2 separate regions of the Homo sapiens genome follow, and region 1 is linked to region 2. Evidence: chromatin loops called from intact Hi-C (ENCODE). Cell type or tissue: PC-3. All regions are shown on one strand. Links, peaks and the distances in the headings refer to the core of each region. The heading gives the core; the rest is flanking DNA.

Region 1 (15,568 bases), core at 7,833-10,332, 74 kb before region 2:
AAAATGATCCTGTGTTCCCTAAAATGTTAATTTCTTTGTTAGTATATATATTGTATCTTATTATATGTTGTTCATATGTATATTGTATATCTTTGTAAGGATGCATACTGTTTATTCTAAGGTAATGCAGTAATTATTACTCATAAAATTTTGAATGTTTTGCTCTAAGTGAATTTAATGATAATTATGCATATCGAAAGTGAGATAAATACCACCCTTAGTAACTTTGGATAGTTTTAGGTTTTCATTGCAAAGGTGACATAACACACCATGGAAGAGAAATGCCCTAAAATAATTAAGATGCTTCTTTTGTGAGATATAATTGTGGAAAATCTGTGCTCAAGTTAATAGGTATTTTTTGTGCCAAAGTTTCTTAAAATAAGCAATATTAAACTGATCACTGTACCACTAGAAAGGTTAGACTTTTAAAATCTGGAATGTCATTTAAACGGCATTTCTGGAGATACAGCCATAAACTAGGAACTCTAAGAATTGTTTCTGCTTGACAGAAGCTATTGCTAGCTACTTTTATTATTATTATTATTATTTTTGAGACAGAATTTCGCTCTTGTTGCCCAGGCTGGAGTGCAATGGCGCGATCTCGGCGCACCGCAACCTCTGTCTCCCGGGTTCAAGTGATTCTCCTGCCTCAGCCTCCTGTAACTGGGATTACAGGCATGTGCCACCACGCCTGGCTAATTTTGTATTTTTAGTAGAGAGGGGGTTTCACCATGTTGGTTGGGCTGGTCTCAAACTCCTGACCCCGTGATCCACCTTCTAGCTACTCTTAAATATGCATCATCTTTTAGATAGAAAGGTAAACTATAATAAAAATTTTGGTCAGATTTTACAGGAAGCTTTCCATCTAGAAAATGGAACAGCAACAGCTCCTGGAAAGCAGGGGTCATGTCTTAAACTGTGTGCATCCCCCATGCTCTGTTCAGTGTCTGCTGAACCTCAAGCATTTGATGGCTAATGCTAACTTGTTTAATATTTATATTATGTTTATCATTTTTATTAACCGAAATATCATAATATTGCAAAAAAAATTAATAATTAGGAAATGGCATTGTTGTAAAGCCCTTACATTCATGGAAAATTTCCTTCTCTAGGCATTCTAGAGTACAGCCAAACAATTGAGAATGATCATACAGGTTCACATATTGGATAAAAACATTAGTGCTTTTGATAGGCCTACCAACTTTAGGTTATTAGGTTCTCTGGATAAACTGAGACATGTATGGTTTACCCATAAGATATCAAACATTTATAGAATATTGTTACACAGCCATGCCTTGGTATCTGTAGAGGACTGGTCCCAGGACCCTCTGGGGATAACAAAATCTATGGATGCTCAAGTCCTTTATATAAAATGGCATAGTACAGATGATCCCTGACTTACAATGGCTCAACCTAGATTTTTCAATTTTATAATAGCGTGAAAGTAATGTGCATTCAGTAGCAACCGTACTTCAAGTACCCATACAACTATTCTATTTTTCGCTTTCAGTATAGTATATAATAAATTACATAAGCTATTTATATTTAGTATAAAATATGATTTGTGTTAGGTGATTCTGCCCAACTGTGGGCTAATTTAAGTGTTCTGAGTACATGAAAGGTAGACTAGGCTAAGCTATGATTTTGGATAGGTTAGGTGTATTAAACACCTTTTTGACTTACGATATTTTCAAATTCTAATTGGACATAACCCAATCATGAGTTGAGGAGCATCTGCATTTGCATATAACCTGCACACATCCTCTTGTGTATTTTAAATCATCTCTAAATTACTTGTAACATCTGATACAATGTAAATGCTATGTAAATAGTTATTATACTATAGTTTTTATTTGTATTTTTTGTTTTTTGTTTTTTTTTCAAACATTTTTTATCTGTAATTGGTTGAAACTGTGGACATGGAACCTGTGGATATGGAGGGCCAACTGGATTCTCTTTTTAAAAAATATGATAGTTTGTTGGTTTTACCAAAAATATAAATGGTTTGCCTCTCAGTAGATAACATTTATCTTTAATAAATTCCCTTCCCTATCTTTTAAAGATCTCTTTTCGAGCACATATACCGCCATTGGGACTGAAAGTGTATAAGATTTTGGAATCAGCAAGTTCAAATTCACATTTAGCTGATTATGTCTTGTATAAGAATAAAGTAGAAGATAGCGGAATTTTCACCATAAAGAATATGATAAATACTGAAGAAGGTATAACACTAGAGAACTCCTTTGTTTTACTTCGGTTTGATCAAACTGGACTTATGAAGGTATGTTCTGAATAGTTCTAAAATTCATAGAATGCTTATCATTTTTGCTACAATGTGTGTAGATTAATTAGGCAAAAGGGGAAAAAAGTCTTAAGTAGAGCTGTATCAAATACTCTTGAGTAAAAGGAAGCATGAGCTTTTTGCACCTTCATTGACCACTTGCTGCTCACATGTATAGTCTGTGGGTGGCGCTACTCCGTGGTCTGTGTGTCACTGGTCCACCAGATAAGTACAGAAATTATTTTTTTAAATTGTCATATACATAGAACCAGATGCAACATGCTTAACATCTTAGTGGTGAGTTGCTTATTATTATTTTTTTTAATCTTTAGCAAATGATGACTAAAGAAGATGGTAAACACCATGAAGTAAATGTGCAATTTTCATGGTATGGAACCACAATTAAAAGAGACAAAAGTGGTGCCTACCTCTTCTTACCTGATGGTAATGCCAAGGTAAGTGGTACTGATGAGATGACAAATGGAATAAACACTTATTGAAAGAGTATTGAGGAAAAAGATAAGTGAGTGTCATTATTTTATCATCTGTTGATTTATTAGGGATAGATGAACTTTTGGTTGCAGTATTATCTATCACCTTATTGATACTTAGCAATTTGTAGTCGAAAGTTAGATAAATGGTTGGGCGCAGTGGCTCACACCTGTAATCCCAGCATTTTGGGAGGCCAAGGAGGGTAGATTGCTTGAGCTCAGGAGTTCAAGACCAGCCTGGGCAACATGGCAAAACCCCTTTTCTACAAAAAATACAAAAATTAGGCATGGTGGCCTGCACCTACAGTCCCAGTTACTCAGGAAGGCTGAGGTGGGAGGATGGCTTGAGCCCGGAAGGCAGTTGCAGTGAGCCAAGATCACGCCACTGCACTCCAGCCTGGGTTGACGGAGCAAGACCCCGTTAGATAAATAGTTTTTTAGAGTTGGAATTTGTTAAGATGCTACAATGAACAATGTTCAGTTAGGATAAACAATGAACATGGGAAGAAACTAGATTTTACGTAGAGTTAGGGAGCTTTATATGTATGCATTTTATACAGACACAAAACCTCTAGCCGTATGGGAAAAATAGATTTTCCACTGGACCATTTTTCTCCTTAACTTTCAGCCCTTTAAAAAACAAATCTTTCTCACTCTTGACTATAAAGGTAGTAATACGCAAACTCTGGCACATTTTGAAAATGCCAGAAACTAAAGAAAACATTAAAATTTACCAACAGGTGCACAATCCCATGAAAACCATTGCCAACATTTGGATGTATTTCTTATTGTCTTTTATTTTATGCATATCCTTTTCTCCCCGTTCTCAAGTCTTGACTTATTGCATGTACATATTTTGTTTTTCATTTGTGACAGTGCTCACAATCTGATGGTATGTTTTTTAAAAATCCAATTTTAATATATACTGTTGTGTTTAAGATGTTGCTTATATTCTTTTTCTCCCGATTCTTCACTACCATAACATTGTAATAAGCTTTCTTTGTAGCATTCAAAAAGAATGCTACAATGCAATTCTGATTAATTGCTGAGAATAACTTTCTAGAAGAGTCATTTTGTATCAGTGTCTGAAGTCTTTTAAGGACTTTTGCTGTGTACTGCTTATCTTCCCTCTAGAAAGACTAGGTAAATGTTCAATCCCACCAGCATTTTTTGAGATTAACTCTAAAATCCCACTCCAAGCACTGAGAATTGGCCATATTACAAGCTTTGCCTATAATAGTAAGTTAGTAGAAAAATATTTTTCTGTTAAGATTTTTGTGGTTACTAGTAAGGTTGAACGTTTTTGTACCTTCATTTATCTTTCATATTTCTTTTGTGATTTTCCTATTTCTATTCTTTGACTGTTTTTCTGTTGGTGTGTCCTGATGATCTCTGAGCACTCTATATGTGGTAAAATTAATCCTTTTCCCTATATGTTGTAAAATTTTTCTTATTGTGTCATTTAGTTTGTTAATTATTTTATTGTATTTCTCATTTATAGTGGTTTTAAATTTTTGTGTAGTCATTTCTTTTTTTTCTGTAGAGTTTCTTCCTTTGCTTTTATACCTTTATAGGTTTTCTATACCTCAAGATCAGTGAAATGTTATCCTAATTATTGTCTTGTTAGCTAGGGACCTATCTCCTGAAAAAGTTACTTTTGTTCCACAAGTTATGAAACCTGCTAACTAAAATCCAATACTGGATTTTAAGGGATTGTGTAGGCTACAGTAAGGACTCTAGGTTTTTTGTTTGTTTTTGTTTTTGGTTTTTTTTTTGGCTGTTTGGGGTTTTTCTTTTTTTTTTTTTTTAAGTCAGTGAAGAATTAAAGACAAACTACAACTCATATGAGGCATTCCAGGATGGGCAGTGAGTCCCAAATATGAGCTGTTTCAGTGTTTTCTCATTCACCAGCTTTTGTCATTGGACATTTTATTTTGATTGACTGTATTTATACTTAAAAAAGTAGTTGTGCTATAGAATTTCATGCGTAGATACCAATAACTAATTTATTTAAAACCATTTTATCTTTAAATAGCTCTAATGTCAGATAGAAAGATAAAACAATTGTCATTTTTACAGAGAGAAAATAAAAAACATCAGGGAAAGAGGCAGTCTAGTGCATCAGAAAAAGGCAAGAGCCCAGAACTCATCATCCCAGGTTCTCATCCCCTCCCTCACTTTCTAGCTATTTGGTAATTAGGTACAAGAAATTTGTAAACCATTAAGCATTTTAATAACTCCAGAAAATTTTCCCTAGCCAAAGAGGTAAATTTGGAAGAAAATTACACAATTCTGAAAAAAAAATTTTTTTTTTTTGGAGACGGAGTCTTGCACTTTCACCCAGGCTGGAATGCAGTGGCGCGATCTCAGCTCACTGCAAGCTCCGCCTCCTGGGTTCACGCCATTTTCCTGCCTCAGCCTCCCGAGTAGCTGGGACTACAGGCACCCGCCACCAAGTCTGGCTAATTTTTTGTCTTTTTAGTAGAGACGGGGTTTCACCATGTTAGCCAGGATGGTCTCGATCTCCTGACCTTGTGATCCGCCCACCTCGGCCTCCCAAAGTGCTAGGGTTACAAGGCGTGAGCCACGGCGCCTGGCCGAAAATCTTACACTGTTTAAGTAGTTCATATTGCAAGCCTAACTTTCTATGCTATTGTTGAGCTAAGGTATCTAATACTTTAAAAATATAATTACTCATAAATGTTTTAAATTTGCTTCCATGTCACATAAGTTATGTGCTTTATTACCATTTTTTAAAATTTAAATAAAAACTAAACTAGTGGTTTCCAAGTAGTTTTTTCAAGTTTGTGAATTTATATTCAGCTAGTTCTTTCAAGTAAAAGGACAGAATGTTTTATAGTTTAGTAAACCGAGCTATGATTAAACTATGTTTCTGAATCCTGCTTTCAGTTTGCTTAGATGACTCCCTGTAGTCATCCTTGCCACCTGTCCCAAACCCTGAACATTAGGGGGCTGGGACCATGGTTATAATAATTATTTACCTGGGAAAATGTAACTTCTGTAGAATGATTGCTGTTTCTAATAAGTAACTATATGGACAAATAGAAGGATTTTAGTTAGAAATTTGTATAGCTGGGAGGAATGCTTTCTAGACCAGTGAAGTTGTAAACATTTTTATTTCCTATTTTCAGCATTTTTAAAAATAAAAAACACGTTCAGTTTTTATCACATGCATATTTTGTTACCTTGTAAGATCTGGTTTACACTTAAAATTGCAAATATCAGGTGATACGTATTTTCTATTTTTGAAACCATAATAAACATATTCTTTTAAAAGTTTGGAAGCCAAAATATTTTTCTTAAATATATTATTTTCTTTTCAGCCTTATGTTTACACAACACCGCCCTTTGTCAGAGTGACACATGGAAGGATTTATTCGGAAGTGACTTGCTTTTTTGACCATGTTACTCATAGAGTCCGACTATACCACATACAGGGTAAGAAAATAGGAATGCAGTTATGAAACATATGTATTATGGTTTTTGAATTCTTGCTTTTCTTATGCCATTCTTAAATTAACAGTTGGTTTTTGTAGATGATGTTTTTCTAAACTTGACATTTTTAATATGATTTAAAATATGAAACTTACCCTTTGATAATAAAAAATGGTAAAACGTTTCAATCCCTACATATACATGTTCCTCTGTATATCTTCTCTTAATTGTTGCCATATTGGTCTTGAGCTCATTAACTGGTAACTTTATTTTTAACACCTGAAAACAATACAGTGTTTTGATTTTATGAAATGGAAATTATATTAAATACGACTTTCAGTTAATAGACCACACACATATATGGGGCCTGCTTCCTTAAATATAGCCTGTATCACTGGAATGTAACTTTAAGAGAAAAATGTTCTAAGCTGGTTCTATTTGTTTACAGCTCTTTACCCAGTAGAGTATAAAACCTAGCAATTGTTTATCATTTTTAGAACAGTATTGAGCAGCATCTTTATGAACCCAAGTGATAGGAAATAGGCTTTTGATCCTTTTGAGAACTTAACCCTGGGCAATGGAACTGATTCCATGGGGTCTGAGTGGAGCTGTGGTTTCCAAAGACTTGCACATTTAGGTTGGTTGATTTAGAATTCATTGTTTGTAGAATGGTGTGCTTTTCCAACTACAGATTTAATCCTAATAACCAGGGTATTTACCATATTATCAACACTCTTAGAAAAAGACCTCATAAAAATGCCATTTAAATTTATCTTTGCTGTTAGCTAAGTTGAACAAATTAGAAAAGAAAAAATACTATTTCCCTGAATCTTCATACAGGTAAAAAATAAAGGATTTCACAAACTAAAGATAAATGTATAGGTAGGCACGGTTTCCTTTTTAGGTATTGTGGGAAAGCAAAGGGATACTATGTTCAGGGAATCTCTTAAATCACAGAAGTTCAATTTTCTGATTTCATAGTTAAATTTAATTTTGCTTTTATTTAACTTTTTTATTAACTTCAAATTTCATTAGTATTTGCTTTTTGTTAGAATTTCAGGTATGGACAAACTTTCTCATGCAACTTCTTTAGGTAATAATATGATAGGTTTTTCAGAATAACCCATGATTCATAGGATGAATCAAGAAGTAAAAGTTCTCTGGCAGGTGGGAAAAATAATGCTAGACACTAATTTTGTGTCCTAAATGTGACTTCTGAAGTTATCTGTGATCACTTTGCTACCTACAGGAAAACCTGTAGTTCTGAAATAATCTTCTATTGAGTTTCTCAAAACTTCTGGTAAGTCAGAAACTGTTTTTGATCATCTGTTTGTACTCTTGTGTAAGCCATTATTTAATACCCCTGAGAGCTCTAAGTTACATCTTCAACTTTATAGCATTACCCCACAGAAGATATGCTGATCTATTTTTAAGTTTGCTTTAAACTATTGTTTTTTAGTGGAAAAGTTTTTCCTGGAGTACAACATGGCACACACTTTGGCACAAACTTGTGTCATCAGGTTTGATTTACCATTGTTTTTCATCAGTTATATTTAGAGATGGGCTATGTCTCAGAGGAAATGCTGTAGCAACTCTTCCTAAAATTCCAACTTCTCAATCAGGTATATTTGCATAATTGCTTTTGCTTTTATTTAATTATGTCACTGTATCTTCTGGGTTTTCCTTGGATTATCCAGGACCTCTAGTTCTCACATCATAGGGCAGTTTGTGTAGACTAGATGGCCCTGTTCTGCTGCTAGTGGCTGTAGCTTAGTGCTTGACTTGGAAATTAATAGGCTCTGACTTGCCTATTTACTTATTTGAGCAAACTACACTCATCAGAACTAAATGCTTGTCATTTTTCCTTTCCCCCTCTCTTCCTGTTTCCCTCTGGGCAGTGAACTGTCCAGTGGCTAATAGTGTTAAGCAGGAGCCCGGGCCACTGAGGTTTGACTGGCTCCTGGCCTTCCAAAGGGGCTCTCAATGTAGCCCATTTCTATTTGCTGGTCTTGCCTCTGCCTCTTTTCTCTTTTTTATTCTTTAGTTTTCTTTCTTTCTTTCCTTCCTTTTTTTTTTTTTTTTTTTTTTTTTTGACAGAGTCTCGCTCTATCGCCCAGGCTGGAGTGCAGTGGAGCGATCTCGGCTCACTGCAGCCTCTGCCCCACTGGTTCAAGGATTCTCCTGCCTCAGCTTCCTAGGTAGCTGGGACTACAGGTGTACACCACCACGCCTGGCTAATTTTTCTATTTTTAGTAGGGATGGGGTTTCGCCATGTTGGTCAGGCTGGTCTCGAACTCTTGACCTCAGGTAATCCACCCGCCTTGTCTTCCCAAAGTGCTGGTATTATAGGCATGAGCCACTGCACCTGGCTTGATTTTCTTTTTTCATGTGTTTCCTTTCTAGATTATTTGTCTTCTCTTCCTTGGTGTTCTCGGGCATATGAAAAAAATAATAAATGATGGATAAATAAGTGTAATGCAAACTTAGAGCGCCTCACTGATGAGTTTTACAGTAGTTGCCTGGATTAAATGAGAAGCCGTCATATATAAACTGGACGTAACCTGTAAATCTTTTTTCATTCTAGTCCGGATCATTTTTTTTTTCAACATGAAAGCAGTTGGTAGGAAATAGAGATACCAGAATCACCTGAAATGCTTTCTTCCAAACTATATACCTTCCCGTGTTTGTATTTGAGCTCCTCTTAACAAATCTCCCTCTGGGAAAAGATAAGCCCGGTTGTGGAGAGAGTCTTTCCTTAGTAATCTTCATGACTCACCTGTCTCTCCTGTTTTTCACATACCATTGCCTGAACACTCGGGTTGTCTCAATCCTGGCTGATTGTGGTTTTAATGAAATCACTAATCAAGGCCCATGATAGATATACGAAGTCTTCAGGGTATTTGGCTCTATCAGCGTTCACGCTGCCTGAAAGGGTGATCAGTCTTCAGGGATCTGTTATTTAGTGCCAAGTCTTCCTTATTAAGAAATACTGGAAAGTTGTTTAACATTCTAAACTTTGGCCTCCTGTAAATCAGACACCTGGATGATTGATCAAAATGCATAGACAAAATGTGGCTTTTCATTTTAGATGCAAAGGAAACGTCAGCCAACTTCCATGCTGTTGTAGATTGGCTTTTAGCTAGTATTGCATAAAATAACAAAAAATATTTATTCTTGAATTTAATTTACTAAACTAGTTTTGGATATATGCTACTTTTGTCCCCCTTAAACCAACCAGATGCAGTTATTTGCATGAGTATTAATGAATAGAGCCTATTTGTTGTTAGTACCAGATTTTCAATCCAGGAAGAAATGAGGGTTTGGGGAGAGAGACTATTAATGTTTTATGATTACATACTGTAATTGTATTAGGTTACTAAACCAGTTAATTATACAAAAGATTTTGTAATCTCAGCAACAAGGAATAAAGAAACAGAAAATGAGTTAGTATTAAAGATTGTCTTTGTTGGGTGTCTATTTTTGTTAAACCTTACAAATCCAATTTAAAAACTAAACTAACGCATACCTGACAAAATATTCTTACATTTCTCAGTCTCTACTTTAGTTGTTCTTTGACCCTTTTCTCCCCAAAGTAACTATTGCCCAAATTAAGCTTCAGGAGAAAACAAAATCAAGAACGACAAGCAACATTTCCAAAATTATATAAACTTTTTGGTCCTTAATGATTTTGAAACAGAGTTGAGAGGCCGTATAGTTCAACCTACTTTTGTTTTTGGTTTGGTATTTAACTTTTGTTTCTCTATCTGCATTCTCTCCAGATTCTGAAAATGATCAGAAGTGCAGTTGAAGGGCTCTCTCTTTCTTAACATCTTTTAAACTAATAAAAGAACACTCTGTTTTCCTTTTCATTATCGTTCAGACATCGCATTCAAAAGGTTTCTAAAAATACTAAATTAGAAGAAATCTTGTGCTCACTAGCCTTAAAAGCTCTACAAGATCAGAGCAGTTCAGAATTTCTAATGAAGGCGTGGCACGGTGGCTCACACCTGTAATTCCAGCACTTTGGGAGGCCAAGGCAGGCGGATCACAAGGTCAGGAGATCAAGACCATCCTGGCTAACAAGGTGAAAGAAACCCCGTCTCTACTAAAAATACAAAAAGTTAGCTGGGTTTGGTGGCACGTGCCTGTAATCCCAGCTATTCGGGAGACTGAGGCAGGAGAATCGCTTCAACGCAGGAGGCGGAGGTTGCAATGAGCCGAAATAGCGCCACTGTACTCCAACCTGGGCAACAGAGCGAGACTCTGTCTCAAAAAAAAAAAAAAGAAAAAAAGAAAAAAAATTTCTAATGAAATATATTGTTTTGCCCATGTCAGGTTTAATAAATCCATTTTATAGCACCCATAATTTAATGAAATGCAATTTATTTCATTTGTAGAAAATAACACTCTTCTGGGGGAAAAGTTGAGGGAGGTGGGAATTAATTTTTCTTGCAGTATAATCATCTTTCATTTAATTGAAGCTTTAAACATTACCATATAGGCTGCTACTTTAGCTTTTTTGGTTAATCTGTAATTAGAAGATAGAATATAATACAAACAGAAGCTCCTGTATCCTCTTGTGTTTTATTTAATACTGCACCTACAAGGAAAGTACATACCTTGCAATAATATAATACCAATAAGTGACATTGTTAACTGTGGCCTTATTTGTCTTCAGAGCTGTAATTATTGGACTTTAGTGTCCTAGTTTCTGATATCAACAGCTACTTTGAAGAATTAGGTCACTGTGGGTAACGAGTATGTCGTGTACATTTCATTGGCGCAAGGACTGTGTTCTCCTAGGCAGGTGTTTGTTAGCGAGTTAGTATGTATGTGTGTGTAAACCATGTTTTAACCCTTAGGGGAAACATCTTAAATGCAATACTTCTGCCCTGTTTTCCACCAACATATTATAAAGTATTATATGTAATGGATCTTACTCAAAGAAAACAAGCAGCCTGGAGGTAAAATGTAATGAACTGACATCAAAAAGTATGGAAGGAAAGACTTTCCTTTGACTGAAATGACTGATTTTCTTGCATATTTAGCAATCGAACAGAGTTGCTTAGTTTTTCTCTGAGCAATTTTGAATATATAAACATAAGTGGATTTATAACCTGACTCTTGGCTTTTAGAGAATCAAAATGAGCTTCATCTAGTTAAACATATTAGGGGACTTCAAAAAGTTTGTGGACAAATGGAATTAAAAGATAAAAATTAAAAATATAAACTATTTCTCAACATAAGCTTCATCAAGTTCATGACGCTTTTGTAAGCAATGAATCCAGCTACTCAGTCCATCCCTAAGGAACAGAGGGTCCTGGAAATTTAACCATGTCATTTCAGTCTACTTATATTATTAAGTAAAATGAGTGCCCATTAAATATTTTTTTAAGATTAGGAAACAAAAAGAAGTCAGGAGGAGCCAAATTAGCACTGTAAGTGACTGCCTAATGATTTTCCATTCAAACTGTCACAAAATTGCCCTTGTTTAATGAGAGGAATGAGCAGGAGCATTATGGTGGAGAAGAACTCTGATGAAACTTTCCTGGGTGTTTTTCTGCTAAGGCTTTGGCTAATGTTCTCAAAACATTCTCATAACAAGCAGATATTACTGTTCTTTGGGCCTCCAGAAAGTCAACACACCAAATGCCTTGAGCATCCCAAAAAGCTGTTGCCATGACTTTTACTCTTGGCCAGTCTTCTTTTGCTTTGATTGGACCATTTCCACCTCTTGGTAGCCATTGTTTTGATTGTACTTTGTCTTCAGAATCATACTGGTAAAGCTGTATTCCATCTCCTGTTACAATTCTTCAAAGAAATGTTTCAGGATCTTGATCCCACTTATTTAAAATTTCCATTGAAAGCCCTGCTCTTGTCTGCAGCTGATCTGGACGCAATGGTTTTGGCACCCATTGAGTGGAAAGTTTCCTCAACTTTAATTTTTCAGTCAGAATTGTATAAGCTGCTAATTGTTAGTTCTCTTCAGTTAGAGCAGGAGCAAACTTAATTTTTTTCTTGAAAATTGGTGTAGTCTTCGTCTTCTACATTGTCCCATCCCTTCTTAAAACAATTTATCTGTTTTGTAAAGTGCTGATTTTCTTGGACCATTGTCTCCATAAACTTTTCATAAAGCATCAGTGATTTCACCATACTTCCACCTAAGCTTCACCATAAATTTGATGTTTGTTCTTGTTTAAATTTTAGCATAATTTATATTGCTCTGATAGGGGCTCTTATCAAATCCAAGTCTCACCCTTCTTAGTGCTCAAACTAGATCCTGTTCAGACATGTTACAATAAGTAAGTATGAGTTTATTTTGATGAAATCCATGCATAGTTTTTTCATGATATGCATTTTCCATGAAACTTTTGAAGACCCCTCTTATAAGGGAATCACATTGGGATTTGGAGATCCAAATCCTTAGTTTTGCCTCTAAGCAAACTAGAGGAGTATGGGTTTGTCCTTTAATTTCTTAGGGACTCAGTTTCTTAATCTATAAAAAAGGTAGATGTTCAATTAGGTATAACTGTCAAAGAGTCTTCATACAACTTAGTTTCACATAAAATCTCTTGTGCCTGACTCCCTGCTTCTAAATTCATCTTCTACACTTGGTCTTAGCCAAAAGGCCAAGAAGTGATTAAATTCATCTTCTAAGAATGCCTGAATCTGGGGCTTCCATCCCTGGAGTCTGCCCCACTTGTAAACAAGGTCTCAGAGCTTCACTGAAGTTCTTTTTATTTTCATAAAAAGATTCATGAAGACATTAAGATGGTTTGCAATCAATCTCTCATTTTTTTCCATAGCTATATTCCATATTTAGTTTGATTTAAAAGTAAAAAGCATTAAGTAAGTTATAGCTAGGCAGGCTTAGGTAATTAAAACATTTTTGGAATATCATAATATGCAATTGACTGCTAAGGATTTTTTTCCCTGTTAATTGGAACTTTTAAAAATTGAAATAAGTAGCTATGTGACGAATCTGATCATTCCCTACAGGCATGAAAGAGAAGGTTATTTTAAGGGACTGCAAGCACATTCTGGTTACACAGATTCAGAACTCAGAGGTTATCTTTGGGGCTGTTTGAGAGCAGCTGATTGTTGAAGCCATAACTCCTTAGCAAAGAAGCATCATCCCCTACAAAGGTGGGTTGCACTGAACTCAGGTGAAGGGCACAGGGATGGGGGAAACACAGGAGATATGTAATGGCTCAGAGTTGAGACTCCAGAGCCAGTTCTCTTGTGTTTTATTCCCAGGCCCATCCTAGGTCTGCCACTTAGCAGCTGTTTGACCTTGCACAGGTTACTGCCAACCTGGCTTTGGTTTTATCATCCTGAAATGTTGACAGTAGTAAAATCAGCTTCAGAGGATGTTTGGAGTATTCACCGAGTAAATATACAAGGAACCTTACCCATAGTGAGTGTTGTATCTACTTACAAGAGTGAGTGAGCCAGATGGGTTAGATAGTTTACTATTATAAGACAAAGCATGGTCATTAAGGATTGGGGGAATTGGGGAGGATTTAATGAAGGAAGTGAGTCACTGAGAGGCTAGGTCTTAGAGAATGTCACATGAAAGGCAGAAAGGAGGAAAAGAATATCACAATGTGTGAAATAAGGTTGTTTAGAACCCCACTATAAGGATTTGAAGAACTCTTTGTCCCTTATATATTTTTTAATTGACTTGAAGTTTTTCTTTATACATTTAAATAATTGCAAAGGATGTTATTTTGGTGTATTGTACATGGTGACTTTTAAAAATAAGCATATCCAATGGGCAGTGGTACTAAATCATGTGTTTTTTAAAAGCCTGCACTAGCTTTTTCTTTAACTGTCGGAAACTTCACATCATTATTTTCTCCTTATAATTACATTCTATTTCTCCACAGAATGTTATCTTAATGTAGTATTTTTGTGGTTCAGAGCCTTGTTATTGGTCAGTCTTTCATTACTTCTCTAAAACAAAAATCATGTGTGTGTGTGTGTGTGTGTGTGTGTATTTATGTATACAGTTTTAAAAGTCTGTTATAAGGCTCTAAGTATTTTATTTCTTCTGGATTGAGATATAAAAATTATTATTTGTATGCAGTTGGTCAAAAAACATAAATATGTTCCTATTTTAATAATTTTATTTTATAAATTTTAATGAAAACATTTTTCTCAGTGGGTTGTACCTTTTTAATTCCTAATGGATAATGTATCCATTGATGAATGTCACTCATTGCTAGAATGATATATGATTTTATTCTTAATTTTTATTTATATAAATATCAGTGCAAAGGAAAGTTGTTCACATAAATAAGTAGCTGGTAATGGAAGGAGTTTTCTTTTTTTTTTTTTTTTTTTTTTTTTAGTATTTATTGATCATTCTTGGGTGTTTCTCGGAGAGGGGGATTTGGCAGGGTCATAGGACAATAGTGGAGGGAAGGTCAGCAGATAAACATGTGAACAAGGGTCTCTGGTTTTCCTAGGCAGAGGACCCTGCTGCCTTCTGCAGTTTTTGTGTCCCTGGGTACTTGAGATTAGGGAGTGGTGATGACTCTTAACGAGCATGCTGCCTTCAAGCATCTGTTTAACAAACCACATCCTGCACCGCCCTTAATCCATTTAACCCTGAGTGGACACAGCACATGTTTCAGAGAGCAAGGGGTTGGGGGTAAGGCCATAGATTAACAGCATCCCAAGGCAGAAGAATTTTTCTTAGTACAGCACAAAATGGAGTCTCCCATGTCTACTTCTTTCTACACAGACACAGCAACAATCTGATTTCTCTTTCCTTTCCCCACACGTCCCCCCCTTCCACTCGACAAAACCGCCATCGTCATCATGGCCCGTTCTCAATGAGCTGCTAGGTACACCTCCCAGACAGGGTGGCGGCCGGGCAGAGGGGCCCCCCCACTTCCCTCCCGGATGGGGCGGCTGGCCGGGCCGGGGCTGCCCCCCACCTCCCTCCCGGACGGGGCGGCTGGCTGGGTGGGGGCTGTCCCCCACCTCCTGGAGGGGGCGGCTGCCGGGCGGAGGGGCTCCTCACTTCCCAGACGGGGCGGCTGCCGGGCGGAGGGGCTCCTCACTTCTCAGATGGGGCGGCAGGGCAGAGACGCTCCTCACCTCCCAGACGGGGTGGCGGTCGGGCACAGACACTCCTCAGTTCCCAGATGGGGTCACGGCCGGGCAGAGGCGCTCCTCACATCCCAGATGGGGCGGCAGGGCAGAGGCGCTCCCCACATCTCAGACGATGGGTGGCGGGGCAGAGGCGCTCCCCATATCTCAGACGATGGGTGGCCGGGCAGAGACGCTCCTCACTTCCCAGAGGGGATGGCGGCTGGGAAGAGACGCTCCT
Region 2 (15,568 bases), core at 4,689-7,188:
TTCTTTATTTCCTGGTCTTTTTTCCAATTCACTCCATATGACTTTGCCCCAATTGTCTCACTGAAACAGCCCTTGCTATAGTCAGTAATAAGCTCAATAATGCTATATGCAACGGATACATTTTAAAACTCACTAGGCTTTTCACCTACCTCAATGGCCATTTTGTTCTGTATCTTTTGCAGGCTCTTCTCCTTCTACCCAGAAATTACATGTTGACATTCTTCTCTTAGAGTCTATCTTTTTCTCATGTCATACTTTTTTCTTAATCTCAACCAAGTTCAAAGCTTCAGTTACTATTATTATGTAAATATAATATTTAGCCCAGACTTATACATTTAACTACTTGAAATAAAAGTTTCTCACTTGAACATGATCAGGACTGAATCCATGATCTTCCCTTAGACTGGTACTTTTCCATTGTTCTTACTGTGATGAATGGTACCACCTTCTATTCATTCAGTTGCACAGGAATAAAACTTAGGCAATGTTCCTTTCCCTTACATCATCCCCATATCCATACTAAAAGCATTGTTGGTATCACCTCCAAAAAAATCTGTTTCATTTATAAGATTGATGCAATCACCATTTTAGCCCAAGTTACCATCATCTCTTGTCTAAGTAATGCTCTGTGCTTAATTGCCATCTTCTCCTGAGGAATCCATTCAAAGTTTCAATTGGATTTTAACACATCCACTGGGCTTGGGATAAAGAATAAAGACCAAAATCCTCAGCGTAATGACCAAGGCTCTTCATGCCTAGATGCTACGTCTTCCTCAAGCTTCCTCTCTTACTCTCTCTCCTCATTTTTTATGACCAAGTCATACCAGTCATTTCCAGTTTCTGAATGTGCCTTCTCTTTCCTAACACAGAGTATTTGCGATGGCCATTTCCTGTCTTTTGAACGTTCTTTTCCATCTCTCTACTTTCACTTAAGTTCTACTCATATTTCAGATTTAATTTCTTTAGGGAAGCCTTCCTAACTCCCCACACTTGGGATCAGTTTCATTTGTCATATGACCTCATAAGACAACCTTTTTATCCCTTGGGATGATTGTCTTAGTCCATTTGTGTTGCTATAAAGGAATACCTGAGGCTGCATAATTTATAAAGAAAAGAGGTTCATTTGGCCTATGGTTCTGCAGGCTGTACAAGAAGTGTAGTGCCAGCATCTACTCTGGTGAGAGCTTCAGGCTGCTTCCACTTATGGTTGAAGGCAAAGTAAAGCTGCCATGTGCAGAGATCACATGGTAAGAAAGGAAGCAAGGGAGAGAGCGAGAAGGCGCCAGGCTTTTCTTAACAATTGGCTATCCTGGGAACTAATAGAGTGAGAACTCACTCACTACCTTGACGATAGCACCAAGCCATTCATGAGGGATCCACCCCGTGACCAAAACACATCCCATGTGACCCTGTACCCAACCCTGGGGATCAAATTTCCATGTGAGGTTTGGGGGAACAAATATCCAAACCTTAGCACTTAACTTCGTTTGAGAGTCTACATTAATATTAGTTGACTTATTTCTGTAATGTCTTCCTTCCTTGTTACATCATAAACCCCACAATAGTAGAGTTCAACTGTTTTTACTTACCACTGTATTCCTTCCCCTTAGTAGATATGCAATAAAAAATTGATGGATGAGTATAAATATATACTTAAATTAAAAATAAATTATAGAAGAGTGTGAGCTGATTGTATTCTTTTTAAAATAAATGCATATGCGTATGTGCCGGTATCCATCACTACCTGCAACTTTATCATCCAATATAAGAAATAGAATGTATTCAAATGTTAGGGGATATTTGCGTGTATTTTTGTGTAAAATATAAAAAAAGTCTTGGGATACCTAAAAAGTCAAACATTTGTAAATGTCCTCTCTAAATAATTAAACTTTAGTGAGAATCTTTATCAATCTTTAGACAAATCTCTGATTATTTCCTTTAGGTAAATTTTGAGAAGCAAAATTACTAAATCTAAGTGTGTCTGCCTATATATGTTCATGCATATTGCCATTACTTATCTAATGATAAGGAGCCCAGTGACTGGGCTAGCCCTAGGAATCAATAGGAATAAAAATAAAAATAAATATAGAAAACATATAAAATAAAAAATAAACATATTTTGTTCTATTTTGATTATTATATTGGGTAATTCCTTAAAAGTCACTCCACATCTAAGGATCTGATAAATATTAAATATATTTCTCTTCATTTATTTGAGGCGAATTTTAAACATTTCACTCTTTAAGCCATCAGAAGTTTTATTTGCTTGAGGTTACTTTTTTCCCACTAAATAGTGATCTAATTATCCCTGCACTATTTATTGAAGAGTCATCCTTTTCCCTATTAAGCTGTGATATTACATTTATCTTACACTAAATCATTATATATACTAGTGTTGGTTTCTTGGATATTTGTTCTGTCCTATTGATATTTGTACTTTCATGAACCAGTACATACTACTTTATTCATTTAAGCAAGGATCATAGGGTTACTATAAAAGAGTTACTACCTATGCTTTAATGATCATTAAAAAAACTTACTTGTTTTAAGTAATTGAAAAGTTACTAAGATATATAAGTACATGATTTACTTATTTACCTTTCATTACCTCCAAATTTGAAATATTTTACAGAAATGTGCATTGTACAGTGGAATAAAAATAAATGAAAACATTTGTAAGAATTAAGATTAATTTAGGAGTGAGGTTAACATATGAAATCATTTCCATAAGGAACTAAAGTTACTTTAGAATAGATCATATATTGTTTCTAGATGTGATCAAAACAAAGAAAAAAAAATGTGACCAGTTACAAGATTCCAAGTTTATCCTTAGAGTAATTTTTTAAAATTATTATTTTTTGAAGTCCCACTCGCCTGGTATTGAAACCCAAAAGTGGTGGTAAGCAGCCTTGATTATATCCCTGCAGTTGGCAGGTGAGTCTCTCTCACTGTGCTTCCAAAGCATCTTGTGTCACTATCCAACACTGACTGCGTTGTGCTACAATAGTCATGCATGCTTTGCTCTGTCCCCACCAACGTGACCCTCCCAGCCCCAGCCTGTAACCTTCTTTGATGCCTGTTTTCATAGCCCTTGTGTCTGGCACAGTGCTTGGAACAGGAGAGGGTTCAAAATTGTGGGGGGAAAGGGGGAAGAAAAAGCAAACTGAGAGATGGGAAAGAGGGAGGGAAAAGGAAGTTATCTAGGATTCCACATGGATTTGTTTGAAGTTAGCACTAACATGTTGGTGCCTCTGCCTTCATATTCCATGCTTCTAACTTATTCCTGGCACCATCCTGGTCCCAAATTCTGTTCCCATCCCTCAGAGCAATAGAAATGGATTTTAACCTCTCTGCTTACTGTCCCCAATCCCAGTCCTGACAGTACACTGTCTACGCTCATATTAGATAGCACAAGATGATTTTTATTGTGAACGTGTTGGGATTTCAGGGCTAGAATCATTCCAGTTAATAGTGTGACATTAGGAGTTGATAGATTTACCATCAGCCTCGGGAGCTAAGTCAAGCTCACTCATCTGCCTTTAGCGATGCTGTAACTTTGTTCAAAAGGACCACTCAGAAAGCAGAGCTGCCGGCTGCTCGCTCACAGCTCCTTAGATAAGGCAGGCCCATTCCGTTGGCTTATTTTCTGAGCATAATGTGCTCATAGCATCTGTCAAAATTCATTGCTTATAAAAGACAAGGACCTACCTTAAGCCAGCTTAAGTATGAAATGAAACTCATGTAACTAACTTGTGTAACTCATGCAACTGAAACCTCCAGGAAAAGTTGAGCAGGGGCTCAAATCAAACCGTGTCATCAGGGCTCTCTCTCACTTCTGTTCCTCTGTGCTGGCGTCATTCATAAGTAAGTCCTCTCCACATAGTGAGCCCAGCATTTTCAGCATAACAACCCTGGCAGAAAACATCTCTTTTCATTTTATTTTCCTTTTTTCAAACAGTTTACAGCCAAAGTCCCAGGATCTGAGACTCATTGGCCTCTCTCAAACTCAGTAACTCTATTCAGGGCATTGGAATACTCTCAATGTCTATTCTTAGAAATTCAGAATTGGAGTCAGCCCTAGCCCACCCACATAGACTGCTCATAGGCAAGGGGTGGCTCCCCAAAGGAAAATTGAATCATGGAGCAGAAATAAGAAGGAATGATGTTGGGCAGATGTGAGGTTCATTTTATGTGTCAACTTGACTGGGTCAGTGTTTGAACAGATATTTGGTCAAACATTATTCTAAGGGTGTTTTTGGAAGAGAGTCACATTTAAATCGGTAGACTGAGTCAAGTAGATTGCCCTCCCTGATGTGTGTGGGCGTCACACATAGTTGAAGGCCTGCATGGAACAAAAAGGCTGACCCTCCTCTAACTAACAGAGAATTCTTTCTGCCTGACTGCATTTGAACTGGGACGCTGGCTTTTTTCTGCCCTTGGACTCAAACTAAAATACGAGCTCTTGGCTGGGCACGGTGGCTCACGCCTGTAATTCCAGCACTTTAGGCGGTTGAGGCAGGCAGATTGCCTGAGCTTGAGAGTTCGAAATCACCCTGGGCAACATGGTGAAACCCTGTCTCTCCTAAAATACAAGTAAATTAGCCAGGTGTGGTGGTGCATGCCTGTAGTCCAAATTACTCAAGAGGCTGAGGTTGGAGAGTTGCTTGAGCCAGGGAGGTGGAGGTTGCAGTGAGCCAGGATCGCCCCATTGCACTCCAGCTTGGGCGACAGAGTGAGACTCTGTCTCAAAATAAATAAATAAATAAAACAAAATACCAGCTCTTCCTGGGTCTAGAGCCAGCATGCATTTAGGCTGGAATTTACACCATTGGTTCTCCTGGTTCTTAGTCCTTCTGACTCAGACTGGTGCTTCACCATCTGCTCTGCTGGGCTTCCAGTGTGCTTTCTCACCCTGCAGACCTTGGGGCTTGTCCGTCGCCCTAATCATGCAGACTAATTTCTTACAATAAATCCCTTTCTATATATGCATATAACCTTTTGGTTTTGTTTCTCTGGAGAACCTTGAGTAATACAGAAGGCCAGACAGTAGAAACCCTCTACACTCTCCATGTCCTCTTGCTGTGTCTTTGAAGTCCCTGTGTTCTGTCTACCCACATCTCCTTCCTATCCTTGAAATACATGTGTGGCCTATTCCAAAGCTCATTCTTATCCTCTGCTTTGAAGCCCTTCCTTATTTTACTCTTGGAGAACTCAGCATCATCCACCTTATAGTTTCACAGAGCATAAGTATTTCCCCACCATTTCCTCATTCTGATTCCACATGGATTTCTATAGCTTCCCTACCTTTAAGGGAGAAGAGACGCTTTTTTTGTGCACCCACTATGTATACAACCCTGTGTTAATGGTTTATGGAATATGGATAGGAAATACAGATGCTACTTGACTTACAATGGGGTTATGTCCTGATAAATTTGTTGGAAGTTGAAAATATTGGAAGTTAAAAACTCATGTAAAGGATAAGTCATGATTGCGGACTGTGAATGTCCCAACTCACGTGTGATGGCCATTACTGGCCTGCTGCCTTCATGCTGGGCAATTATCTTGAGTTTCATCTCAAGAGTAATTGCCTTCCTCTTCTTCTCACCAGAAGCAGGAGACACAGATGGGCATTTTGTAGACATGATGGATGCGGAAACAGGATATCCAAAAATTGCTGGCAACACAGCACACTGTCATCATGTGCCTGACTGGGAGCTGCATTTCACTGCCGCTGTCCAGCACCTCAAGAGAGTATCCCACTGCATATCTCTAGCATCGGAAAAGAGCAAAATTAAAAATGAAAAACATGGTGTTTACTGAATGCATATGCCTTTCATACTACTGTAAAGCCAAAAATAGGAAGTTGAACCATTGTAAGTCAGGGACAAAGGTACTTAGTTTCTTCTCTCAGAGTGAGAATTAGATAATCATGGTCTTCTCCCTTCCTCTAGCCTTACTTTCTGACTCATCTCTAATTAGGCAGTTCACAATATTTCTTGAAGACACACATTATCCCCAGAACTGTTGTTAGGGTAGTGATTAAGTTCAGTGACTGGTGACAATAAACCAGAGTGATGACAGGAAAAAGCAATGAAATTAGCTTGAAGACAAGCTAGAGGCAAGTCATGCCAGAGGTTGCCCCTTAGGGTTGGTGCCTGCCATAGCAGGAGCAAAACCAAAGATGATGCCGTTGCGCCTGACTGAGGCATCAGTCACAAATGGCCCATCCCCCAAATTATCTGGTTCATCTTATAGAAGCCAAGTTGGTATGCTATAAGTGGTCAGAAGGCACAGGGTGAAGATCCGGTGTCAATGTTTACCTAATGTGAGATCATGGGAGGCCACTTTACTTCTCTGGGTTGTTTCCTCCTCTGTAACTTGAGGTACTACAAGGCTGACTTCATGGTCATGCAAGCTCTGTGCAGTCCCAGAGGAGCCCTCATGTAGAACAGCCCCACACTTGGCTTAGTGCTTTGCTGTCACTGTCTTGAATTTCTTAATGATTTTTAAGCAAAAGGCTCATCATTTTCATTTTGCACTGGGTAATTATGTAACTTGTCCTGTGGGCCAAGTCAGTGATTCCACAGGATTCCTGGGGTTGGTCTATGGACTAAGGTGCCTAAGGTCCTATTTGTTTGGGAAAAAGGTGGGTTAACCATTAAACAAAGATAAGTAAGTTTCTTTACTGAAGGACATCTCAGAGTGTTTACATGTTAATATTTTTGTCACTCTCCAGAAAAAGAAAATGAAAATCATCTTTTAAACTTATTTGACCACAAAGCTCTCCAACTTTTTTTTTTCTCAAGAAGCATCTCATATAACAAGTGACACGCAGAATACATTTTGGAGAATGTTGGCTTCACTGTTTGCTTAGGTATCTGTGAAGTCTTACAACCTGTACTTTTTTTTATTGTAATGAGTCATGGATGGAGACCAGGAGCAGGGGAAGGGGAATTAAAGCTGGAATTAAGGAGTGGAAACAGGGTCTAGTTCCACATTCAAAGATGAATAATGCTATTCTATGGCCCAGGGCTCTGTTGCAAGAAAGAGTTACACTGGTCTTGTCTCACTGAAGCCCACACAGACCTACCATTTATCTCCTCTGAATTTCTGTTTATGCTGCTTTATCTATGTAAATGCCCTGCTTCACCTCAGTCTAGTAAATTCTTATTGTTTCTTCCTCCAAAATGTATCTTGAATTTGTCTACATTTATGTCTCCCAGCTTCACCCTTGTGTAAAACACATTGTCACAAATGGAGCAATGTTATAGTTTTCTAATTCACCTCCCAGATCCACCCCATTCTCCACTTGGTACTCTGACTTGACTTCTCTTTCCTAATTGCAGACTGGCCTCATGCCACTTCCCAGAATAAAACCTGTCAAAATTCCTGCTGTTTTTAGGAGAAAATCAAGACTTCCACTCATAACTAACTGCCTTGCAAGACCTGAACCCCACCTGCTTGTCCAACTTTGTCGCAAGCTAGCCTGCCTATTGCTCCTATTCTCTGAACACAGTGACCTTTTGAGACTTTCTTGAGAGCACCAAATTATTTTTCATTTTAGGAAATGTTTACGTTCTGCTTTCAGTCTCATGAATATTCTTACCCTTGCTATGCAAATGGCTGACTCCTCTTTAGTCTTTAGGTCTTCAATAAAAATCATTTCCCTTGCAAGATCTTTCTTGACCACTTTTCTGAAGCACCTCCCCCACCCCCACTGATACCATATACCTCCTACCCCTCTTAATACTATCAGTTCATCCTGGTCATTCAATTCTTAATATCCATACATGCTATAATTAGTTGTTTACTTTCTCATTGCTAGAATGCCAATGCCTTGAAGGCAGGGATTATATCCCTCTGGTATATCCGATTCTTAACAAATGCGTGGTACATAGTAAATATTCACTGTGTATTTGTTGACTGAATGACCAAGTGAATGAATTCCTAAAGGTCTGTCTAATGCTTGTTTCCTATCCATGATGTCTCTTCTGATTTTTCCCAACAAGAAAGGATGTCTCCTTTGTCTGAATTCTCGTAGTTCTTTACCTATGACTTCTTTATAGCTCTTGTATTCAACCCCTTGGCATTATTGGTGACTTTATTTCATCCTTCTTAAGTTCCTGGAGTAGCATCTTACAGATTTTTGTATACTCCAGCTGTTCCTGGCACAGAATAGGTGCTCAATAATCCTGATTGACTTGATTTGAATAATTGAAAGAGCTTTCAATAGAACAGGCACCTAAAAAGTTGTTGAAGAAGATTATTTAAAAATAAAACAACAGCAAGCCAAAAATGGGCACATTTCCCGGCCATTTTAGGAGTCTTGGAGAACAGCCTAAACACCAATCCCCACTGATCCAAATCGGCTTCATTAAACACTCCCTGGGCCTGTGAGATGGATGGCATCTGAGCAGAGCCCTGACAGGCTGGAAGAAAAGATCTCCACCTCCAGGTGCTCCTCCACTGCTCCTGGCCCCAGTTGATGGCCCTGCCATGGAAACTTTCAAGGAGGAAACTGCTGTGAGCATGAAGACTGAGCAGTGCTCCTTTTTGCTGGCCCTTTTAGAAATTTCCTCCGATTGAGAATTAGTCCTGGATATATGTGCATAGGTGAGATTACAATAAAGACTTGGGAAAGAGGAAGGTGTCTTTCTTGGCCAGGACACTCAAACATGAGTGACTATTACCATTCTGAGTTTATTTTGTTTCATCTATAGAAGTAATAATGTATACCTGACAGGGTTGTTGTGAGGATAAAATAGGATAATATATGTCTTAATTTTATATACATATAGTAGATGCTAAATATGTGTTAGGTTCCTTCCTATCTTCCCTTCCATTTCAGGTAAGAGCTCTGTGCGTGACCTCCAGGATGGACCACATCAGGGAACATAATTTGAATTTATAGAAAGGGGAAAGTTAGATTGAGTTATATGTGTATACACATGAGTGCATATAGCTCATGTATATGTGTTATCTGACGGGAAGCTGGTACTTGCTATGCATTTTGATGTGATAAGTGAACAGCAAACAAAATGACGTGCGCCCAGAAGAGAATGCAACTGGAACCTTCATCTCAACCTGGACAGTAGTGCCTTGTGGAGATACTGTTAGTTTGTGGGAAGAAAAGTTATACAGTCTTAAAGGGGCAAAGGGTGAAATTTTCTTCTTCAAGCTAGGAATAAGAACAAGTTTCATCTGAAGCAAACTAACATCAGAAAAGTCACAATTTCTTTTTTAAAGTTTGTTTCATAGCCAGGGTGAGGGATTTCCATTGGTAGAACTAGAAGCCTTTTCATATCAGTCTCCATTATTTATTAAATGAACTTCAGAAATAGATGGATAAAGTAGTATCTGACACTTGAAAGTCTCTGCCAGATGCTGTGTTCCTAGCCCAGCAAAAGAGGGGCCAGATTACATTATGATGTCGTTTTTCTCTCTTCCTTTCTGATAATCATTTCCTGGACACAGGGGTGGAAAACAGATTACTTGGAAACAGAACATGTCTAATAGAAACTCACTTAAGGTTCAGGAAATACCTGAAACATAAAGGATTTTTTGCCGTAAATGTGATGTGACAAGTTCACCTGTGGACCAAATGAAGTAACCATAAAGGCATCCATTTGCTTGAGAATTATCCACACAGTAACCTGACTTCAGTTTTCAGATGCCTCTGGAACATTTGCTGTGGCCTTGGGTTTTTTTCGTCTATATCCATGGTATTTCTTCACTCTCTTATTACAAATGGGTAAGAGATCTAAGAAGAAAATCAAAACTAAAAGAAAAAGAAAAACACACAGAACCCCCCTCCCCCAAAATGCCCATGTTTACAAGGACAATGGATGGAATGGATAGAATTTGAGATAAATCTGTCACAATGATAGCTGTCATTTAAAATAGTTGTCTTCAAAATTTTGTTTAACTGACTTTTTTTTTTTTCTCTGTCATCCAGGCTGTAATGCAATGGCGTGATCTTGGCTCACTGCAATCTCTACCACCTGGGTTCAAGTGATTCTCGTGCCTCAGCCTCCCGAGTAGCTGGGATTACAGGCATGCACCACCTCACCTGGCTGATTTTTGTATTTTTAGTAGAGACAGGATTTTGGCTGGTTGGCCAGGCTGGTCCCAAACTCCTGGCCTCAAGTGATCTGACCACCTTTGCCTCCCAAAGTGCTGGGATTACAGGAGTGAGCCACCGAGCCCCAGTGTTTAACTGACTTTAACATGGCATGAAGTTTATTTTATGATTGTAAGTTTTGGAAAATAACACATGTATTTGCTTTGTTGTTAATGAAAGCTTACTTTAAAAAGATGCAATGAAAAGGAGATTCACTGGGAAAGAGGGCCATCTTCTCTGACATTTAATACATGAAAACACAGCAAAATGATAGGGAAATAATACACGTTCCAGAATGTTGATGTCTCAGAGACTCCTCCCCAACTATTTATTTGTTTCTTCTCTCCTCCATCCCACTAACAGTTGTTGCAGTGGCACAGCAGCACCAGGGCCATTTATTAGATGAGGCACTTTATTAGAATGGTGCTTCATTGGAATAGAGACCCACACAGTCCTTGAGTGAAGACACATGTTGGCAATAGGAAGAGGTTATTTTTCCACAAGTCATATTAAAGATGACTGGGTGTTGACACAATACAGAAAATCGCTGGTGAAGGATTTTAACCTTCTTTAGCAATGAGCAGGTCACCTCATGGAAAGATAGGACAGAGTTTTCTGAAATCTTCCCAGGAGCTTAACGAATGGATTTGAGCATGATTATAAAAATGGCTGCATAAATATTTTTCTTTGCTCATTTCAGAGCATGGTAATCAGAAAGGCTCTTTGAAAACCATATTTTTATCTGCACCTCAGATTCATCCATACCCATTAGCTGCTTAATTAGGCGAAACAAACTTTAAGTTGCATGCCAGGGGCTTAATTTAATTTGCCTGGGATAAGCAGTTGGCCATAGCTGTGAAGCCTTGTGTTTTTAGAAATTATACTAGAGTATTGAAGCAAAAACTCTTAAAATACAGTGTGGAAATTGAAGCAGACCGTAGTTCATATTGTGTGGGAAATTTAAAGAGGTCTAATAGCCAGTAAGCAGGTATGTGAGTCACATCTCCCTGATGTTGTTCACATTCCAGTTGCTTGTTTTTTCACTCTAGTCCTGTGGATTCTAAAGTAGTACAACTCAAGTGACATCAGTTCATGAAGACAAAAGAAGCTTTTTGTTTGATTTTGGCTGGGTGGGTGTTTTGTTCAGGCAAGTATTGAGCAGAAGAAAAAATGTCTTTATAAATCCTTAGCTTAATGGATTTTTAAAAAATCAAATGTAAATTCTATTAAACTACTTTTCAGTTATCACATAATTTACTTAGGCATTTCTGCATAGCAAAATATATTTGGTCTAAATGCAAAGGGAAAAAAGTGATTTAACTTTGCAAGAAACTGTTCCTTTGTTTTTTTAAAAATAAGTATTTTTAAATTTTATGGGTACATAGTAGATGTATTATTTATGAGGCACTTGAGTTATTTTGATATAGGCATACAATATGTAATAATCACCTCAGGGTAAATGGAGTATCCATCACCTCAAGCATTTATCATTGCTTTGGGTTACAAACATACCAATTATACTCTTTTAGTTATTTTTAAAAGTACAATAAATTACTGTTGACTATACTTGTCTTTTGCTTTTAATCATTTAAAATAACATCCAAGACACAATTCTTGTAAAAAGGAAAGTTAGAAAGTTGATTTTTTACAGCATGTAAAATAAGTATATTTAGGTATGTAGCACCTTCCTGGAATAATAGGGGAGTCAATAGCAAAGCCTGTGTCCATTGTGTGTCACTGATGCATGTGTTGTGTAGAAAATCAGGAGGAACTATGGATAGGGCTCAGGGTATGAGTGCTGGCTCCGAACCTGATATTAGCTGTGACTTGAGACAAGTCACTTGACTATGCTGTCTTAATTTTCCAGTATGTGAAAAAGTGAAAGAAATAATATGACTTATTTAGCCCACAGGGTTGTCTACAGCAGAGGAGGAAAAGATGAATGTGATTAACATATTCAGCTGGGAAAATATGCAGCAAGTTTCAAATGAGAGCTGTGAGGTACAAAGAGAAGAAGGTTGAGAGAAAATTTGGAAGTGAAGAGCTAAGGGGCCCAAAAGTAGCATCTAGAGTGAGAAGAATGGGCTAGAAGAAAAGTAGCAGTGGGTTTGATGCGTAGAGAGAGGCTGGCATGAGCGTGGACAAGATACCATCACAGCAGAAAACATGGAGCCACTTGGTGATGGGTTGGAGTCTTCTACATTGACCTTGATGCAGTGTGTATCTTCTGTTAACCATCCCCATGCTGCAATCTGTGACAGGATGGAATTTGTTGTGAATCCTTGTAGGGTCAGGGCCAGGAATCAGTGAGAATGACTGCATTGTGTTGATACTTGAGTCCCCTGCCAAGCTTGGTAGATAGGAACAGTCCACGCGGTGGCTGAGAGTGATGAGGTAATAATTGAAGAGACAGAGTAAAATGAACAGAAAACCACTGGGTGTTCAGTGCACAGAACTTCTTGGCATGCTGGATTTATCCAGCAAGAAAAAGAAATAGAGGGAAGACATTGGCTGATGATCTCTCGCTTGTAGACTTAGTTGCTTAATTGCCAATGAGGGAGAGATGCTGCTTGCAGGTGAGTTGCCAAAGTGAATAAACATGAGTTATGTTAAGAAATTAACAAAAGATAAATTTCAGGCAAGTTTCTGGAAAACACAGACTGGTGAGAAGATCCACTGGACTGTGAAAAAGCCTTACCCTTGGAAAGCGGAGGGAGTGCCATCCTTTAAGATATTTAAAACAAGACTAGCTAAAGCATCTGCTAGAATCTTATCCAGAAGGGAAAAATCCAGATCTGGCAAGAGATGAACTAGCTGATGTCTGGGAGCTCTCACACCTCTCATTCTTGATGTTGAAAAGCTGTGGTCAAATCCCTGAACATTTTCCCGAGCACATTTAAGACTGGGAGCTGTGTGAATCATTAGTCATTCTGGTAATCTCTAGGAGGCAGTGCCAGCTGTGGAATTTTGAGCAGATGTGGCAAAACAGCAGAAACCACCTTTTGGATTCATATCCTCTTGTCTCTCACTCTTATCCTTGGAAGAATCTGAGCATATTTTTAAAGGGCAAGTTAGGTGGTAGTAGAGTTGTTAAAAAAGAAAAAAAAGAGAGAGAGAGAAATCTGTTTGAGAGAGAGAGCTTCCAACTTCCTAATTTATATTAAGGGGAGAATAATTGTAAATGCCCAGATTTAAGTACAGTAAACTATGCCTTGATCTAACCATTATAGGACTCTGCCCAACCCAGAACAATTATCAACTGTTAATTATGCGTTTGAGCATGAGGCCCAGCAAATTGATAATTCCAGACCATCTTCCCTCTGCTGCCTATCTGTTTCTAGCCTGTCCCTTGGCTATTTGCTAGCAGAATAAACTATATCCTTGATAAGACTGCCATTTGAGAAAAAAATCCGTCTGGAAGGACTGGCAGAATAGAAGGGATAGGAGTGCTGCCTTGATAAGTCATAAAGACCATCTGTCAGCTCTGAATCTCTGATCTAGGCTGATTGGGGAAAAGACAGGTGCAGATTGAAGTTGAAAACAGTTTTTTTGAATGAATTTGTCAAAAGTTTGCCTTACTTAATTTCCACGAGGGTCTAAACCTGTGACTTTGAATCGGCCCTTGAGAGTGACATTTCCATTGCCTGACTCTCACACACATGTTGTGTAGAAAGGCAGAAAGAACCATTGATAAGGCATCAGAAACTCAGGGAATGAGGCCTGGCTGTATGTGACTTTGGACAAATCACTTGACTGTGTTATTTTAGCTTTCTGGTGTGTGAAAAGGTAGTAACTCTCTTTTAGAGTTAACCCACAAGGTTGTATTTATTAAGGGAGGAAAAAAAGGAGCAATTAATGTATTTTCTTCTGAAAGAAAAGCATTTAGATTAGAACAATTTGTCCTATCAAAAGCCAATTTCTCTATTCACTTAGTAACTGCAGCTCATCTCCTTTTACTTACTTAACTCCAGAAGTTCATCTTGTGTTCTGTATCATTAATATTCCCCATCAACTGGATCATTCCCATGGGTATACAAAAACTCTTAATATTTCTCATGTTAAAAGAACAAACACAAAAGAACTTTAATTCCCAGTCCCATGTCTTTCTCCACCTACTGCCCACTTGCACTGCTCCCCTCCATGACAAAACACTCAATGGAGTTGTCTATACTGTCCTTCTGCTTGCTCATCTTCCAGTCTGTTTTTAACTCATTTCATCAGGCTTTGTTCTCATCACTCATTTGAACCTGTTCTGGTAAAGTCACCAGTGACTTCCACATTGCTGAATCTAGTGATCACCTTACAGCACTCATTCTTCGTCAACTCTCTGCATCATTTGACACAATTTTTTACTTCTTGAAACACTCTTCACTTGACCTCCAGGCTGTGACAATTTTCTCATACTCATTCTGTCTCCTCAACTACTTTTCAGGCTTCTCTATGGGTTCCTTATCTTCTTTCTGATCACTGTTTTGGAGTTTGGGGGGGCTTATTTATCAGATTTTTGTCTTCTCTGTATTGTTAGGTGACTCCATCCAGTTTCATGGCTGTAAATATTATCTCCAGCCTCAACTTGTCCTTTGAATTACAAACTCCCATCAAGGTGCCTCTGTGGCATTGCCAGTGTCTATCTAATAAGTTTCTCAAACTTAGCATGTTCAGTACATCTATTCAGTTAGTCAGGCCAAAGTTCCAGGAGTTAACTTTGAATCTTCTTCCTTCATATCCTAAATCCTACCCATCAGCAAATCCTGTCCATTCTTCAAATTATATATCCAACTATTCTCCACCAAGTTCATGACTACTATCCTATCACTTGATCATTCTATTAAGTCATTAATATCCTATTCTATCATTCTATTAAGTCACCATCATCTCTCATTTGGACTAGGGTGAAAGTCTTGTAATGGATTTTGCTTTCACTCTAGACTGCCCAAAATCCAGTGTCCACACATCACCTTCAAAGATCTTTTAAAATCTCAAAGAGATTCTTTCACTTCTCATTCAAAATCCTCCAACTCAAATTCTTTACACTGGCCAATAAATCTCACATCAGATTTAATTTTATTTTCTATTTTTGTCCCCATTACACATTCTGTTCTGGTCATCTGAGCTTTCTTGGGTTCCTTAAACATGCCAGGCTTATTTTCTTCTCAGGCTCTTTGCAATTCCTGTTTCCTCTGCCTGAAGTTTCTCTTCCAGATTTTGAAGGATTTTATCCAGAGTCCTTCCCTGAGCATCTGACCTAAAATGGTCCTTGAGTCCCGGCTGTGTCGCCACAATCTCTCAACTTGATTAATTTTCCTTTAGAGCATCTATTAGTGTCTAAAGTTACATCATTTATTTTTTGTTTTTAACTTGCTTTTGTTTTTTGTTTTCTCAGTCTTTCCAAGTAAAGGTAAGTTCCCTGAAAGCGAAGTTTACTGTTGTATCCTCAGCATCTGAAAT

Evidence for each region. Peaks named below come from ENCODE experiments on the same cell type or tissue, not always from the same donor. Only the 100,000 strongest peaks of a DNase experiment are listed, where the experiment ranks them.
Region 1: a loop joins it to region 2, with 4 times the contacts of the local background. A loop is called at or near these places in 1 of 110 quality-filtered maps.

Annotation. Positions count from the first base shown.
Region 1 is chr5:109,817,607-109,833,174 of GRCh38, forward strand. It overlaps MAN2A1 (mannosidase alpha class 2A member 1), which reads left to right. Exons shown (of 22, transcript NM_002372.4): 14 at 2,063-2,281; 15 at 2,614-2,736; 16 at 6,117-6,231. Among named protein-coding and RNA genes, the nearest start is that of LINC01848, 58 kb to the right of the region's middle. RefSeq lists a silencer at 15,109-15,356. In PC-3, for the core only: no CTCF peak of the experiment used is centred there; DNase peaks (open chromatin) are centred at 8,045 and 9,005; H3K4me3 peaks cover 915 bases; H3K27ac peaks cover 2,104 bases.
Region 2 is chr5:109,894,926-109,910,493 of GRCh38, forward strand. LOC105379119 (a long non-coding RNA gene) reads left to right here and starts at 12,578. Exons shown (of 3, transcript XR_948667.3): 1 at 12,578-12,696. In PC-3, for the core only: a CTCF peak has its summit at 6,120; DNase peaks (open chromatin) are centred at 6,236 and 6,856; H3K4me3 peaks cover 506 bases; H3K27ac peaks cover 1,657 bases.